2 separate regions of the Homo sapiens genome follow, and region 2 is linked to region 1. Evidence: read pairs that join two places in POLR2A ChIA-PET (ENCODE). Cell type or tissue: Caco-2. All regions are shown on one strand.

What was found. ChIA-PET counts read pairs that join two places held together with the same protein. Peaks named below come from ENCODE experiments on the same cell type or tissue, not always from the same donor. Only the 100,000 strongest peaks of a DNase experiment are listed, where the experiment ranks them.
Region 2: POLR2A ChIA-PET joins it to region 1 with 5 read pairs; 2 of 35 experiments call an interaction of 5 or more read pairs at or near these places.

Annotation. Positions count from the first base shown.
Region 1 is chr5:80,087-84,086 of GRCh38, forward strand. No RefSeq gene overlaps it. Among named protein-coding and RNA genes, the nearest start is that of PLEKHG4B, 10 kb to the right of the region's middle. RefSeq lists a silencer at 2,528-2,822. In Caco-2, no CTCF peak of the experiment used is centred here; DNase peaks (open chromatin) are centred at 1,697 and 2,245.
Region 2 is chr5:274,769-278,768 of GRCh38, forward strand. The region is part of intron 2 of PDCD6 (programmed cell death 6); the gene reads left to right. All of the region lies in intron 2 of PDCD6-AHRR (PDCD6-AHRR readthrough (NMD candidate)), which reads left to right. Among named protein-coding and RNA genes, the nearest start is that of PDCD6-AHRR, 5.1 kb to the left of the region's middle. In Caco-2, no CTCF peak of the experiment used is centred here; no DNase peak of the experiment used is centred here.

The DNA of each region.
Region 1 (4,000 bases):
AAAATAAGTGAACACTGGGCTCCCCCACCCCATCCTGTAATAGTGAACACTGGGCCACCACGTCCTGTAGTAGAGGATATGGGGGGCACTAGGCTTTCACCCCATTCTCTAAGAGGATATGGGGGGCACTGGGCTTTCACCCCGTTCTCTAAGAGGATATGGGGGACACTGGGCTATCACCTCATTCTCTAAGAGGATATGGGGGGGCACTGGGCTTTTACCCCGTTCTCTAATAGGATATGGGGGGCACTGGGCTTTCACCCCTTCCTGCAGTGCGTATGAGGGGACATTCGCTGGATTCAGTGGACCTTCCTTACCTCCTGCATCCCAGTGGCTCTATTCCTGGAGGGTTTTTTTCAACTTGATAAATAATTCACATTTGTCCATACAACAAAATGACACCGTGGCTGTGTTGTGGGATGGCATACCTGGGTCCTGTGGATCTCCTCATGCTCCATTGAGCTTCTTTCTGTGGTGACAGCTGCCAGGTCAATGTGCAAGTCAATTCCAATATGTCTGCCTTTCTTCTCCATCCAGCCCCTTGTCCCCATTCCTCATCCATCTTTCCTCCCCATCATTTGCCTCATTTTGCTTCCTCCATTTTTCGCCTCCCACCACCTTTGCCCACTAGGGAACCTCTGTAGAGGCATCCCAAATCCACTAACAACCGTTTTGTTCTTGTGGAAGAACATACAGGACGCTTTACTTTCTATTCCTTTCCTGGGTTCTCAGCTCATGGGTCCCAAGGAGGGCCCCTGTGTCCTGTGTATCCGACTCCCATCTCCAGTGTGTTGCAGTGAAGTTTCTGTCACTGTGTGAAGGCAGCTGCAGGTTCCCAGTATTCTCCAGGGACCTTGTTTTATGTCATGTCCAATCTTTCCCTGTCACATGCTCCCACTGATATGTGTGCCCAGGGAGGAGGGGCACTGTGTCCTGTGTATCCGACTCCCATCTCCAGTGTGTTGCAGTGAAGTTTCTGTCACTGTGTGAAGGCAGCTGCAGGTTCCCAGTATTCTCCAGGGACCTTGTTTTATGTCATGTCCAATCTTTCCCTGTCACATGCTCCCACTGATATGTGTGCCCAGGGAGGAGGGGCACTGGGTCTTGGTGAGTGCTGAAGACCCCACAGATCCTTGGTGTTGGCATGCTCTTCCCCCGGAGACCTACACATCCACTCTGTTTTCTTTCAGGACTTAGCACCTCCCGCCTCCAGCCTCCCTTTCTTGCATCCCACTTCTCAGATGCCTTCCTATCCCCCCTTTCTGCTCTTGGCCAAGCCCATCTTCCTGGAAAAACCTGGTCATGCCCAGCTGCACAGATGCGAGAACAAATGTGGCAGGTGCCCAGGCCTGCATCCGCGGCCGCACCAGGGTAACACGTAGGGCAGCCCCTACCCCTCATTCTGGGCTTCGTGGGCCACTGCTGACCACAGCTGGCTGTCCACCTGGGACGTGGCACTGCAGCTTTCCCAACCAGGGCCTCCTTTTACCTCGTTAACCCCCAGCCGGTCCCTTGGACCATGGCTCGCTCTCTCAGAAGATGGTCAACTGGCTTCCCCGCTGAGCGCAGCTGCACACTGTGTTGGTCATGGGTCACCGTGAAGCAGCTCTGTTTGCACCTCCACTGACTGCACTGTCAGCACTGCGGACACAGCAGCGTCCTGCCCTCCGGAGCTTAAGCCCTAGTGGAGAAGCCAGATGCTACCCAGACAACCACAGTATTCACATGCACTTACACCGTGACAAGTGCTCCCCACCCACAGCCTGTTGCAGCAGGTGCCTGGTCACAGAGCCCAGGGGAGGCTTCCTGGGGAAGGCTCTGGCTGAGTTCTGCAGGGAGCCGGAGCTGGATGGGGCAAGAGGGAACAGCCAGTGCCCAGGGTGAGGCTGGTCTCCCAGTTCCTTGACCTGCAGAACGGGGAGCATGGCCCTTCATTCATGTCCATCCAGTGCGTCTTTCCCTTGCACTCCACTGAAGGCAGGGCTGGTGGCTTGGACTTTAGGATGGCGAGGAAACGTGTGTGGAAGTGAGAGATGGCTTACGGGGCCTCTTTCTGGTTTTTGAGTCTTTCAGGTGTGTTGAAGCCCAAACCACACAGCATCTGCCAGGCTGAGTGCAGGGTTGTTGTGCGCTGCAGTGTCTGACCCTCCCCGTCTGTCACTGGCCGGCTTGATGTGTGGAGCCGCAGAGAGGCTGCCCCGAAATAACTCACATTCCAGGGCAGGGTGGAATGTTTGCCTCCCTGTGCGGGTCTGCGTCTTGCTTTGTGCTGGGCTGCAACCCTGTGCATAATGAAATGAATATGAGCAGACTGTGCCCCAGGCTCCCACTGAGCTCCCTGGAGGGGTGATGGGTCTGCAGGATAAGAACAGGTAGATTTTTGCTGGCACTGTCTAGTTTTAACTGTTTTTGCCTGAGGAAAAATCTTCAATTCACGTGCTTCATGATTATGGGGCTAGTGATCAAGGGGTTTGTTCCTACGTGTATCTCAGAAGAGGTGGGAAATTCACCTTAGAAACTTTTATTTTAACATGTTTAATTTTTTTTTATCTTAGTGCTCTTGCAGTTTTCATGTTTGTTTAAATTGGAAATGCCAATGGTTTGAGGAAAAACATGTTAAGCCTGGAAGCAGAACTTCAGCAGATGCGGCTCTTTTCCTGTCTGTCTTTAGTGAGGCTTTGAGCTGCCTCGCACAAGCCGGTCAGTGATCCGGTCCTCGCCCAGGTTAAGGAGGGTCCTTGTGCGTTGCATGTGAGTTCCCCTCTCCGGTGTTGCTGGAGGGGATTTGCCGAATACTAAGTGTCATTCTTAAGCGTTACATGAATTATTTAGTAATGCACAGTGTCTCTCAGTAACCGTGTGCAACTAATACTGTATGAATTCATGAGTATTTCTGGAACCAGGAGACTTTTTAAGATCATATATTCATTCATTCAACAAATCTTTATTGGGTGTCCATTGTGTGCTGGGCACCATTCTAGGGGCTAATATTCCAGTGGGAGAGAGAGATGCTAAACATGAAACTATAAACTGGGTATCAGCATAAGTGATTCACAGGGTATGTTACTGGGAAGCCTCGTTGAGAGGCCGGGTGGTCAGGGAAGCCTCGATCAGAGGGAGGGTGGTCAGGGAAGCCTTGATGAGAGGCCAGGTAGTCAGGGAAGCCTTGATGAGAGGGAGGGTGGTCAGGGAAGCCTCCATGAGAGGCCAGGTGGTTGGGGAAGCCTCGATGAGAGGCCGGGTGGTCGGGGAAGCCTCGATGAGAGGCCGGGTGGTCGGGGAAGGCTCGATGAGAGGCAGGGTGGTCGGGGAAGCTTCGATGAAAGGCTGGGTGGTCGGGGAAGGCTCGATGAGAGGCCGGGTGGTCAGGGAAGGCTCGATGAGAGGCCGGGTGGTCAGGGAAGCCTCGATGAGAGGCCGGGTGGTCGGGGAAGCCTCGATGAGAGGCCGGGTGGTCGGGGAAGCCTCGATGGGAGGCCGGGTGGTCGGGGAAGGCTCGATGGGAGGCAGGGTGGTCGGGGAAGGCTCGATGAGAGGCCGGGTGGTCGGGGAAGCCTCGATGAGAGGCCGGGTGGTCGGGGAAGCCTTGATGAGAGGCCGGGTGGTCAGGGAAGGCTCGATGAGAGGCCGGGTGGTCGGGGAAGCCTCGATGGGAGGCCGGGTGGTCGGGGAAGCCTTGATGAGAGGCCGGGTGGTCAGGGAAGGCTCGATGAGAGGCCGGGTGGTCGGGGAAGCCTCGATGAGAGGCCGGGTGGTCGGGGAAGCCTCGATGGGAGGCAGGGTGGTCGGGGAAGCCTCGATGGGAGGCCGGGTGGTCGGGGAAGCCTCGATGAGAGGCCGGGTGGTCAGGGAAGGCTCGATGGGAGGCAGGGTGGTCGGGGAAGCCTCGATGGGAGGCCGGGTGGTCGGGGAAGCCTCGATGAGAGGCCGGGTGGTCAGGGAAGCCTCGATGGGAGGCCGGGTGGTCGGGGAAGCCTCGATGGGAGGCAGGGTGGTCGGG
Region 2 (4,000 bases), 190 kb after region 1:
TGTATTTTCACCAGAGGGAGTTAGTCCTGCCCCAGTTCAGCTGGTCCTCAAAGTGTATATAGCTCTTTAACCATCAGCAAGTGTCTATCAGAACATAATCTTGATTTCAGCTGCTACTAAATATCTACCAGGAGACTGCTTGAGAGAATTGCCTGATGGGTGCTGAGTCCACCATTCCTGAGATACTTTGAAATCAGTGGCTTAACCCAAGCTGTGTATCGGGACCCTCTCACCGTGGTCCCAATGGAGTCACTTTTCTTAGGCGCCCCCCTTTACCTTGGGCTCTGAGCTTCCTCTGCCTTTCATCTCTGTGGGATGAAGCCCCACCGCCCTTCAGGATGCAAAGCCCTCTTCTCTAATGTGAGTGCAGGGCCAGGTGCAGTGGCTCACGCCTGACCTCCCAACACTTTGGGAGGCCGAGGCAGGGGGATCCCTTGAGCCCAGGAGTTTGAGACCAGCCTGGGCGACACTGTGAGACCCTGTTGCCTGAATTGCCCTGGGAGATTTCCTCAGCTTGTGCTGGGGGCATGTGGCCCCATGAAGCCCGTAGTCACTGTTCACCCTGAGAGACGCTGGCTTTCGGGCTCACACACCTGCTGCGGGGCAGCCCCAGGAAATGGCCACCCCATTTCTCCTGGAGCTGCGCGTGTTCTCAGAAACTGTGGTGGCCGTTCTGTTTTGTTTGCATCTTATAAACGTTTACCTGATGACATTTTCCTCTTCAATTTAGCTGCTAGAAAATTTAAAGTCAGGTTGGTGGCTCACCAGTAATGAGAGTTTAGAGTAGAAGTAAACTTTATGACATAGTCTTAGACTCTTCACTTTCTTCTCAACCAATATGATTCACATTTACTTTATTTTGCTGTACCGTGAGTGTCTCTGTGTTTCCTGAATTCCTTCTGGAATAAGGCAGGTTGTTAGTAAGCACAGGTTTCTGGTCCATCTCACAGCCTCAGGCAGTGGGCATTGCTGTCGGTGCTCCCTTTCCGGGTTACCTGTGGTAGCTCTCAAGTTGCAGGGCTGCGATTTGAAGCCTGATTTAGTACACCGTGTTTCTGTTGTGTTCTGTGGTGGTTTGCTCCTCACATGTGAGCATTCACCGTGGCCCTGTGTTTTTCCACCACACCTCTGCCTGGTGGCATCCTACTGGATGTCTCAGCCGAGCCACTCTGTTCTGAAGATGCCCTTGTCCTCCACCCCTTTGCTTTGGGCTCTAAGCTTCTTCTGCCTTTCATCTCTGTAGGATGAAGCCCCACCCGCCCTTCAGGATGCCAGCCTTGGCAACATTGTGAGACCCTGTTTCTACAAAAAGTAAATGAGTGTAGTGGTGCACGCCTGTATTCCCAGCTACTTGGGAGGCTGAGATGGGAAGATCACTTGAGCCTGGGAGGTTGAGGCTGCATTGAGCTGAGATCAAGCCACGGCACTCCAGCCTGGGAGACAGAGCGAAACCCCATCTCAAAAAAACAAAGAAAGTGGATGCGCGCTGCTCCTGCCATTGGATCATCGCAGCATTTTTCTTTTCTCTGATATGCACCTTTTTCCTCATCGTGGGGGCTCACGTTTTCATAGTTCCCTCTCACTACTAGGTTGTGAGCTGCGTGAAGGAAGGTTCATAGTTGTGTTGTATGTACAGGCACACAAAATTTGTCCTTGGATAAACACATATCCTCTTCCTTCTTCTCTCTGAATTTCTTTATTTTAAGAAAAAAATTAGAGATGGAGTCTCACTGTCTTGCTCAGGCTGGTCTCAAACTCCTAGGCTCAAGTGATCCTCCTGCCTCAGCCTATACTAATATGAATTCCTATACTAATATGATTGAAATTAGTTTGATTTCTATAATAATTGTGCTCCCAGATTGGGCTTCTGTTTTGATAGTAGAACTAAATTATTAGGCTATTTCAAGAAATTAATATATTACTGGTAGAAAAACTGAAGCTACAAAATGGCCTGGTTTCTCACTTCAGTTAAATTTGTGCTTCTGAGTGCTTGTATTCTAGGTGAAACCACACTGAGAAGGTATTTGTGGCCCATACACTGATTCCTTCATGAGACTTGTTTGCACAGGAGAGCTGCTAAAAATTACTGCTCTCAGGGAGGTCTGTGGTGAACAGGTATGAAGAAGAAGACTGTTCTCTGCCCTTCTTTTTGCAATAAAATGTTCCAAACTATCTTGAGTTTGATCCCTTTTCGGGTGTTTGGGGTTTTTTTAACATTCACATATTTCTTGGAATTATAAGAAATTAACTTTGTGCTTCTGAAGTAGGTTTGCCTTAATATAACACTGATGTATTTGTAAGGGGCATTTTTAAAGCTGTACTTTAAAAAATAATAATTCTTACATTCGTTTGAAGGTTTTTTTATGTGTGTTTTTGAGACAGAGGCTTGCTCTATCGCCCAGGCTGGAGTGCAGTGGCACGCTCTTGGCTCACTACAACCTCCGCATCTGGGGTTCAAGCGATTCTCCTGCCTCAGCCTCCTGAGTAGCTGGGACTACAGGTGCCCACCACCACGCCCAGCTAATTTTTTGTATTTTTTTTTTTTTTTTTTTTTTGAGGCAGAGTCTCTGTCGCCTAGGCTGGAGTGCGGTGGCACTATCTTGGCTCACTGCAAGCTCCGCCTCCTGGGTTCATGCCATTCTCCTGCCTCAGCCTCCCGAGTAGCTGGGACTACAGGCACCCGCCACCATGCCTGGCTAATTTTTTGTCTTTTTAGTAGAGACGGGGTTTCACCGTGTCAGCCAGGATGGTCTCGATCTTATGACCTCATGATCCACCCGCCTCAGCCTCCCAAAGTGCTGGGATTACAGGCGTGAGCCACCACGCCCAGCAATTTTTTGTATTTTTAGTACAGACAGGGTTTCACCATGTTAGCTAGGATGGTCTTGATCTCCTGACCTCTTGATCTGCCCACCTCAGCCTCCCAAAGTGCTGGGATTACGGGCGTGAGCCAGGGGGCCAACATGGTGAAACCCTATCTCTACTAAAAATACAAAATTAGCCGGGAATGGTGGTGCGCGCCTATAATCCCAGCTACTCGGGAGGCTGAGGCGTGAGAATCACTTGAACCTGGGAGGCAGAGGTTGCAGTGAGCTGAGATAGCGCCACTGCACTCCAGCCTGGGGGGCAGTGAGACTCCATCTCAAAAAAAAAAAAAAAAAAGAATAGAATAACCCTTGTTTAGGTGTTAACAAAATCCAGGCCAGACAAATCTAAACTTTAATCTCATACCCAGTTCCTAGATGAGTCCCTTCTCCAGCTCAGGTTCCGCCTAAGCCTCAGGGTTCCTTACTTGGTGGGCACCACCTGCTCCCTTCCCCACCTTTGTCCTCTTTTTCCTCTGCTGGCTCCTCCGGGGTTGGGTGTGTTCAGAGGCAGAGACAGGCTAAAGGTCTTTGGCTTTTAGGTTCTGTTGGTGGGTGAGTTCCAGATATAGCTTTCTCTTGTAGGATATTTCATTTATTTATCTATTAAAAATATTTATTTAGAACACACCATTCATGTGCCAGACCCTGTCCAGGCACTGGGGATAGGGTGATAAATGAGATCAACAAAAATACCTGCCCACATTAAGCTCCTGTTCTAGGGAAGACAGAAAGAAAATACACGTGTCCTTAGTATATTAGAAGATTCCAAGTACTGTAGAGAAAAATAAAGCAGGCTGGACTCGGTGGCTCATGCTTGTAATCCCAGCACTTTGGGAGGCTGAGGTGGGAGGATTACTTGAGCTCAGGAATTTGAGACCAGCCTGGGCAACATGGCAGATCCTGTCTCTCCCAAAAAAAAAAAAAAAATTTAGCTGGGTATGGTGGCGTGCATCTGTAGTCCCAGCCACTGGGGAGGCTGAGGAGGGAGAATTGCTTCAGCCTAGGAGGTGAAGGTTGCAGTAAACCGAGATCGTGCCATTGCACTCCAGCCTGGGTGACAGAGCCAGACCCTGTCTCAAATAAAACAAAAGGAAAGAAAGAAAATGAAAAAAAGAAAGAGATGGGGCAAGCAG